Regions from separate parts of the Homo sapiens genome. Here region 2 is linked to region 1. A link is an interaction called in ENCODE POLR2A ChIA-PET data of the cell type or tissue named here. Cell type or tissue: B cell. All regions are shown on one strand. Each heading gives the region's core, and the rest is flanking DNA. Links, peaks and the distances in the headings are about the cores only.

Region 1 (4,402 bases), core at 263-4,262:
GCTGTGAACAATAGTTATAATGTAAATATGTTACTGAGTGTTGGTTTAATGAAAGATTGCTATGTCACTCTATTGAGAAGCTTAGGGGGGAAGTGTATGTGGCAGAGGTATGTCGAGGCGTGTTGGAGAACTAAATCCTCACCTTCCTTAGTAGGAAGTGACTAGATAATGTCTAACAGTAAAAGATGAAGAAACATCAGTATAAGCAAGTTTGATTTTATAAACTGAGTACATGTATTTCTTTGTTTGTTTGTTTGGGTGTTTTTGAGACAGAGTTTCGCTCTTGTTGCCCACGCTGGAGTACAGTGGCGCAATCTCGGTTCACCGCAACCTCTGCCTCCTGGGTTCAAGCGATTCTCCTGCCTCAGCCTCCCAGTAGCTGGGATTACAGGCATGCGCCACCACGCCTGGCTAATTTTGTATTTTTAGTAGAGAAGTAGAGACGGGGTTTCTTCATGTTGGTCAGGCTGGTCTTGAACTCCCAACCTCAGGTGATCGCCCACCTCGGTCTCCCAAAGTGCTAGGATTACAGGCAAGAGCCATCACACCTGGTCAGTACGTGTATTTCTTAGAGCCAATTTTTTTTTTTAATCCAGAGTTAGGAGAAATAAATTATAGAATATTTTAAAAGTACTTGTACCTATTATTTTGAAATTCTTCTGGTTATTTCTTTAAGAGTCTTACTGCCTTTATTCCCAGGACATAATTTCTGTATTTCTGTTTTGGAGACAATTCAAAAAGTGTGGTTAGCAAACCACAATTCTTCCACTTTAGAATGGCATTATGAAGCCTTTTTTAGAGGACTAAAGACTAATTTAAAAACTAATTTTGTTCAAAAGAACATAAACTCATTGACTGCATAGCAAATTGTTCCAAATATATTTTAATAACTTTCTGACCAAACAAAATCAGAAGATGACTTTTAAGTTCAGTTTGAGCCCATTAAAAATAGAATAGCCAGCTGGGTGCAGTGGCTTATGCCTGTAAACCCAATAGGAGGCCAAGACAGGAGGATCGCCTGAGGCCAGGAGTTCAAGACAAGCCTGGGCAGCATAGTGAGACCCCCATCTCTACAAAATAAAATAATTATCCAGTCATGGTGATGCAGGCCTGTAGTCCCACTTACTCAGGAGGCTGAGGCAGGAGGCTCACTTAAGCCTGGCAGTTTGAAGCTGCAGTGAGCTATGATCATGCCACTGTACTCCAGTATAAGCAACAGAGTGAGATCCTGTCTCAAAAACAAACAAATAAACAAATAAAAGAATAGCCAAGGCAAAGCCTATTTTACTAAAACAAAAATATTTTCCAGATAGAGTATTCATTTAAAGTACGATTTTTCTGTGTGTAACTGTAATAATACTTTATAAAGCAATAAAAAAGAAAAAAACTATTTTAGCAATTTTTAAATAAGGCTTATGAATAACAGAAGGTCAGGGGCCTTTTTCCATAACTCAGATAATTAAAATAATTATCTGCTGAACACATATTACATGAATGGTAATGAAAAAGAAGGACTCCAAGATTCAAAGACTTGCATTCAAATTCTGGCTTCATCTCTCACCAAGTCGATGATTTGGGGTAAGTCATTTTATTTGTTTGAGCCTCAATTTCTTCATCCATCAAGCACCTAGACTGTATCAGGCACTATCATAGGCACAGGGACACTGTAGTCATTGCGTGGTCTATGCCCTCATGGAGCTTACATTCTAAGGGGAAAAATTATCCCAACACTTTGGGAGGTTGAGGCAGGAGGATCTCTTGAGACCAGGAGTTTGAGACCAGCCTAGTCAACATAGCAAGACCCCATCTCTATAAAATAAAATTAAAATTAAAATTAAATAAAAGAGGGAAAAAGAGGAGTACCAGAGGAGAATGTATGTTGAAGTTTGAAAGTTGCAGTAAATAGTTTTGGTTGTATTTGATATAAGCCATGGAATGGTTTAAGCAGAGGAGTAACTGATCTGATTTACTCTGGTGGCTGTTTTGAGAACGAATTACGAGGGCATAAGAGAAGGAAGAGAAAGTAGAGAAACCAGTTTTAAGGCTATTGTAGTAGTGAGGTATGACAGTGGCTTGGATTACAATGACTGCAGAGGAAATAGATATAGACACGGTGGACTGACTTTGACTAGAATGCAGAGGTAGAGTTCAGCGAACTTGTGATGCAGGAAAAGAGGAAAGAGAAATCAAGAATTTTTTCTGGCTTTTCTTCTATAACGTAAGCAAATAGGTAAATAATGATGCCATTTATGAAATGGAGAACTCTGTGGGAAAAGCAGATTCAGTGGTGGATATCGAGAGCTTAGTTTTGGACTTGTCAAGTATGTAATGCCTACCAACTTCTAGGAAAAAACATCAAGATGGCAGCTGGAACTGTGAGTCTGAAGTTTTGGGGAGAATTTGAGCAGAAGCCATCCTTTGATTAGCATTAGTATACAGGAGATACATAAAGCCCTGTGATTGGATGAGATTATCTAGGGAAGATGTGCACATGGGGAAATGTATGGGGTTCAGAATGAAGCCCTGGGCCAGAGAAGGAAGAACCAGATGCCAGAAATCAAGAACCAAGAACCAAGGAAGGAGACTGAGAAGAAAGAGCCTTCATAGTTGAAAGAAAACCAGGAGAGTGTGGTAACACAGAAGACAAAAGAAGAGTTTCAAGGAGGGTATGAACCCTCTGGTCAGCTGGGTCAAAGGCTGCTGAAAAGTTCCAAAAGGTATAGCCCAAAAAGTGAGTGATGAACGTGGCAACAAGGAGGTCACTGGTGACCTTAATGAGGGCAGTTTGGGTGCAATGGTGGGGACAGAATCTCTACTGGAGTGGGCTAAGGAAAAGATGGGAGGTGAATGAGAATGTAGTGACCACAGGCAATGCTTTCAAGAAGTTCCGCAGTGAAAGGAGCAGACAAATGGGAAGGTAGCCAGAAAGAAATGATGTGGGGTCAAGATAAGTTGTTTCGTTCTTTAAAAAAATGGAAAATGTTAACCTAGGTTTCCTTTCAGATAGGAATGATCCAGTAAAGGAAGAGAAATCAGTGATATAAGAGAGAGGCAGTAATAGTTATAAATCATGTTTAAAAATCCTGACCCGTGAGTAATTAAATATAAGTCTCTTACATTATATGAAAAACTTTCAGCATGAAATCTCCTTAATTGTGAATGGTTCTATAAAAATTTCTGTATTTTGTTAGCTTCTCATTCCTTATTTCCAAATATTTAACCTTGAGTTTATGTGTATCCATTTTATTGCTTCCTAAGAGTTTACGTTTCTCCATAATTCCCTTTTGTCACATATAATAAGTCTGTGTCCACAAGAAACGTTATTGTGCTGTGATTTAGAGGTCAAGTCTTGGAGTCAGATTGACTTGGATTAAATCTCAGCTCAGCCAAGCGATAACTCTGTGACCTTGGGAAAAGTTTGCTAAAATCTCTGAGCTGCAGTGTCCTTTTCTATCAAAAGTTAATAATAATACTCATTTCAGACCAGGCGCGATGGCTCACGCCTGTAATCCCAGCACTTTGGGAGGCCGAGGCAGGCGGATCACGAGGTGAGGAGATCGAGACCATCCTGGCTAACAGGGTGAAACCCCGTCTCTACTAAAAATACAAAAAATTAGCCAGGCGTGTTGGCGGGCGCCTGTAGTCCCAAGCTGCTAGGGAGGCTGAGGCAGGAGAATGGCGTGAACTTGGGAGGCGGAGCTTGCAGTGAGCCGAGATCGCGCCACTGCACTCCAGCCTGGGCGACAGTGCGAGACTCCGTCTTAAAAAGTAAAAATTAAAAAATAAAAAATAATAATAATACCTATTTCATTAGGTTGTTGTGAGGATTGGAAAAGAAAATATATACAAAGTCTCTCACATGTAGTAAGCATTCCATAAATAACAGCTGTTACTATCATTATTATCATTATTCCATAGGCAAATAAAAAAGCAAAGTGAAAAAATATTCATACAGTTAAGAAATTTACCATTTAAAACTTAAATTAACTTGTGAATTCAATAAATGACAGAAATTTCTTATGAACCACTCAAGGAATCTTTAACTTTACTTTCATGCAGATTTCATTTAACTATGTTTTAAATGCTTTGAAACTAGATAGAGGTGGCTGGGCATGTGGCTCACGCCTGTAATCCCAGCACTTTGGGAGGCTGAGACAGACAGATCATGAGGTCAGGAGATTGAGACCATCCTGGTTAACACAGTGAAACCCCGTCTCTACTAAAATTCCAAAAAATTAGCTGAGCGTGGTGGCAGGCACCTGTAGTCCCAGCTACTTCGGAGGCTGAGGCAGGAGAATGGCATGAACCCGGGAGGCGGAGGTTGCAGTGAGCTGAGATCACACCACTGCACTCCAGCCTGGGTGACAGAGCGAGACTCCACCTCAAAAAATAAATAAATAAA
Region 2 (4,402 bases), core at 115-4,114, 200 kb after region 1:
CCATGAATGTGATTGGGATCTTTGCAGAAGAGCAAACGCTGGTGTTGCAGATAGTGGCGGGTATTCTCCACCTGGGAAACATCAGCTTCAAAGAAGTTGGCAACTACGCGGCTGTGGAGAGTGAAGAGTGTGCGTAGCCCTGGCATGTGGCCATTGAATGAGGGGTGGCTAGCTCTGATTAGAAGTAACCTAGCACTTTCCTTTGCTTAGATCTCAAATGGGAATATTGGGAAGAAGTGATAAATCTACATGTCCTCTGTGGCAAACAGAATGGCTTCACGAGAGACCAGACCTCTTCTATGCACCTGTCCCTGTCCTTACCCCCAGCCTTTCCAAGTCCCACACCATCGATTATTAATGGAATCGTTTCAATTTATCATTAACCTGGGGAAAGCTGGGAGGATTTCACACCTTGGTTTAAAGATAAAGTGATCTCTTTAATGGGGATTAGAGTAATGGCTTAATGCAAAAGATTTATTGTCTTTATCAAAACCTTTTCAGTAACTGGTCTTTAGGATCTAAATTCACTTACAGGTTTTAAAGAGCAAGCAATATAATATATGTAAATATGGGAAGCTCACAGCTTCACAGTTTGTTCCATGGATTGGATTACATTGGATTTCTGAACACAGAAAAAGATGGACATTGACTGTTGTGTTGACATTTCTGATGATCACTTTTAATGATCACATCTGTATACCTGGAGCCTCAACACCTAAATGGTCGTTTTTACTCTTTGAGAAAAAAAATCAGGGTTCTTCCTACAGAGAGGTGCTGCTGGTTACATGTGCCCAAAATCTACCATAAATACAGCGGCACATGACTTTAGCCTCTTAGGCATCAACAGCTTGCAGGCTGCTCTCAGAACCCACACATCCTTTAACCACCCAGGAAGACATTCTTCCTTTCTCAGCATTCTTTAAGGATGATAAATTTAGATGCTTAGTAATAAATAGCATCCCACTCATTGCTGACAATGCAGTGGGGATATTTCCATTCCAAATAAGGTTCTTTTTTTATGTTTTTGTTTTCTTTTCTGATAAAAGAGGGAAGTTCTGCTAACTTCTGATGTCTATCTGATAAAGAAAAAGATGAATTATGTTTACCAGGGAAGGGAGTAGAAAACAATAAATATACAGGGTGTCCATAAAGTCTAAAAACATGACCTAATAATCATAATAAGGATAACTATGTTTCTAAACTTTGTGTACATTATCCTTGACATTTAACAAATGCACATATATTTCCAGTAGGATCATTAACACTTGGCCTTTTAATTGTAACAGTGTTGGTTTGGTGGTAGTTTCTGTTGAAGTAGACTGGATTTTTTTTGCCTTCTTGGATAGTAAAATAATTTACTGCCTCTTTATGCTTGAAAACAAAATCATGACACTGAAACAGCAAACACTTCCCTAGATGTTTGAAACAAGAAGTGTTTTATTGCACATTGATGTCCAGAGTTAGTAGTCTTCTCAGCCAGATGGGTAAGGCCGAGCACTGGCAACTGCCCATGAAATTCCCTGACTAGAGGCGATGGAGGCATGGAGATTGGAAAAGGCTGAGATGGAAGCCAGAGAGGTCCAGGAAATGGGCCTCCCCCTACCAATAATTTCCTTTGATTTGGGGTTTTGTTCATTTGGTAATACATTAACGTGGCTTGAGGGGGTATGCAGTGAAAGTTCTCCCTTCTATACCTTTTCTAGTCCACTTGTTCCCCTCGTCAGAGGTAACCAAGATTCTCAGTCTCTTGTGTTCCCTTTAAAGGATGTGTGTTCCAAAACAACTACACACAACCACTCCTTTTTCTCACTTTTGTGCAATATTGGGGGCTTATACTGCAATGTTCTACAGTTGCTTTTTCACTTAACATGTGTCTTAGGCCAGGCATGGTGGCTCATGCCTGTAATCCCAGCACTTCAGGAGGCTGAGGCAGGTGATCACCTGAGGTCAGGAGTTTGAAACCAGCCTGGCCAACATGGTGAAATCCTGTCTCTACTAAAAATACAAACATTAGCCAGGTTTGGTGGTGGTGCGCACCTGTAATTCCAGCTACTCTGGAGGCTGAGGCAGGAGAATCGTTTGAACCCTGGGCAACGAGCGAGTCTCCATCTCAAAAAGGGAAAAAAAATTATGTGTGTGTATATATATATAATATATATATAAATTTTATATATATATTATATATATAATTATATATATAATGTGAGATGATGCTATATCAATTCCTAAGGAGCTTTATCTTTTTTTTTTTTTTTTTTTTTTAAGAGATGGGGTCTTGCTTAGTTGCCAGGGCTGGTCTCGAATTTCTGGCCTTAAGTCATCCTCCCGCCTTGGCCTCCGGAAGTGCTGGGAATCGAGGATTGAGCCACTGCACCTGGCTGTCCTTTTTGTAGCTGCATAGCATTCCATTCATTGGCTACACTTTATTTATCTGTTGTTGGACATTAATATGGTTTCTGATCTTCTGCTGTTACAAGACTGAATGAACACTACTGAAAGGAATAGCCTTGGTTTCTATCATCTTTCTCATATTTTAGTATATCTATGGAATAAATTTGTAGAGGGAAGTGGTAGTCCATGCCTTTATAATGGAAAAAAGCAGACTTTCTCTTGCTCTTGCAGTGCAGAAAAAAAATGGAAAAAAATGGTAAGATTTTCATCAGAACTGGCCTACTAAAGCAAAATAGCCATTAATAACAGCAAGCTTTTTTGTTTTATTTTGTTTTTTGTTTTTGTTTTGAGACAGAGTCTTTCTGTGTCACCCAGGCTGGAGCGCAGTGGCGCTATCTCGGCTCACTGCAACCTCCACCTCCTGGGTTCAAGCAGTTCTCCTGTCTCAGCCTCCCAAGTAGCTGGGATTACAGGTGCGCACCACCACGCCTGGCTAACTTTTGTATTTTTAGTAGAGATGGGGTTTTGCCACGTTGACCAGGCTAGTCTCAAACTCCTGACCTCAGATGATATGCCTGCCTGGGCCTCCCAAAGTGCAGTAATTAGAGGCGTGAGCCACCACACCTGGCCAAACAAGCTTTGTTTTTTTTACCTGACCTTAGACTAATGGAAATGTAGCATTTCCCTGGTCAAACCTTTACGTTGCTGTGAAGCTAAACAAACTAAGAAATCCCTTCTTAGTTGGATATGTTGGTGAATGTCTCTTGATTCTCACAACAACCCGACATGGGTCCAGTCTGATTTATGAATGTCATCTGTCCTTACTCTGTGCACAGGAGTGCAACTCTGTGAGATGAATGCACACATCGCAAAGAAGTTTCTCAGAATGCTTCTGTTTAGTTCTTCTGTGAAGATATTTCCTTTTCCACAACAGGCCTCAAAGTGCTCCAAATATCCACTTGCAGATTCTACAAAAAGAGTGTTTCAGAACTGCTCAATCAAAAGAAATGTTCAACTCTGTGAGATGAATGCACGTTTAGTTCACTGGAAGACATATCCAGATTCCTAGACATGTGTTAACAGTAAAACTAAACTAAGGATAATGGCCATTTTCAGATCAGTGCATTTGATTTTGTTTACATGTCCTTTCTAAAAGGAAGCCCTTCTATTGCTCAAAGCATTTTTGTGAAACACTCATATAGAGGATAAATGTCTTGTTCTGGCATTATACTTTTTCAAAATGTATTCACTGACTTAATCTCATTGGAAGGTGTATACTGAGAAATGTCAGCCCGTTATATTCTAACACCATCTGTGAAATTCAAACAGATTATCCTTTATTGGGAGGCTTGTGATTTTTTAGCATTATCATAAGGCCTTTAACAAAATTCTTTTATCAGATAATTTTGGTAAAGCATTATGCAGAAAAAGAAAACTCAGCCAAGTTCAAAATTTGCATTGCATCTATAAAAATCTTTCATTCATATTGGAAAAATCTGAGCATTCTTTCATGTCAAAGAATGGTGTCATTTATTTATATGAGAACGTTCTGCCCAGAAATCAAGAAAACCCCATTTATATCACTAGCCCTCCTTGGTAAGTTTCATGGTCTGAAACAAGATGTTGAGCTATGGAAGTCTCCGTTTTTCTATCCAAAGACCACAGACTGCCATACCATGTGACATTAGGGCAGGATATGAACAATACCATCCCCTTCATTTCACTCCATATGCTACCCTCAGAGGAATCTTCTTATAATGCCCCTCTTTATTAGCCATCAGGCCCCCTTTTGCCTCCAGCCCAAATATATCATACCATTCAAGGACCCCCAGCATTGGAATCTGTCCTAACCTTTTAAATCTGACCTGAACTTTCACCTGTAGCCAGTGCTAGTCCACACACTGTAGACCGTCTCGTCTTGATCATGTCTCCCACACTTCTGCTTCCTCCCCTTGGTACACTCCCTTCTCCTCTCTGCATCTGCACAAATCGTATTCATCCTTTACACCCA

Evidence for each region. ChIA-PET counts read pairs that join two places held together with the same protein. Peaks named below come from ENCODE experiments on the same cell type or tissue, not always from the same donor. Only the 100,000 strongest peaks of a DNase experiment are listed, where the experiment ranks them.
Region 2: POLR2A ChIA-PET joins it to region 1 with 6 read pairs; 4 of 35 experiments call an interaction of 5 or more read pairs at or near these places.

The regions. Positions count from the first base shown.
Region 1 is chr15:59,422,477-59,426,878 of GRCh38, reverse strand. It overlaps a transcript of FAM81A not described here. Among named protein-coding and RNA genes, the nearest start is that of FAM81A, 14 kb to the left of the region's middle. In B cell, for the core only: no CTCF peak of the experiment used is centred there; a DNase peak (open chromatin) is centred at 2,098; H3K27ac peaks cover 336 bases.
Region 2 is chr15:59,218,786-59,223,187 of GRCh38, reverse strand. MYO1E (myosin IE) reads left to right here. Exons shown (of 28, transcript NM_004998.4): 9 at 1-129. Among named protein-coding and RNA genes, the nearest start is that of LDHAL6B, 14 kb to the right of the region's middle. In B cell, for the core only: no CTCF peak of the experiment used is centred there; no DNase peak of the experiment used is centred there.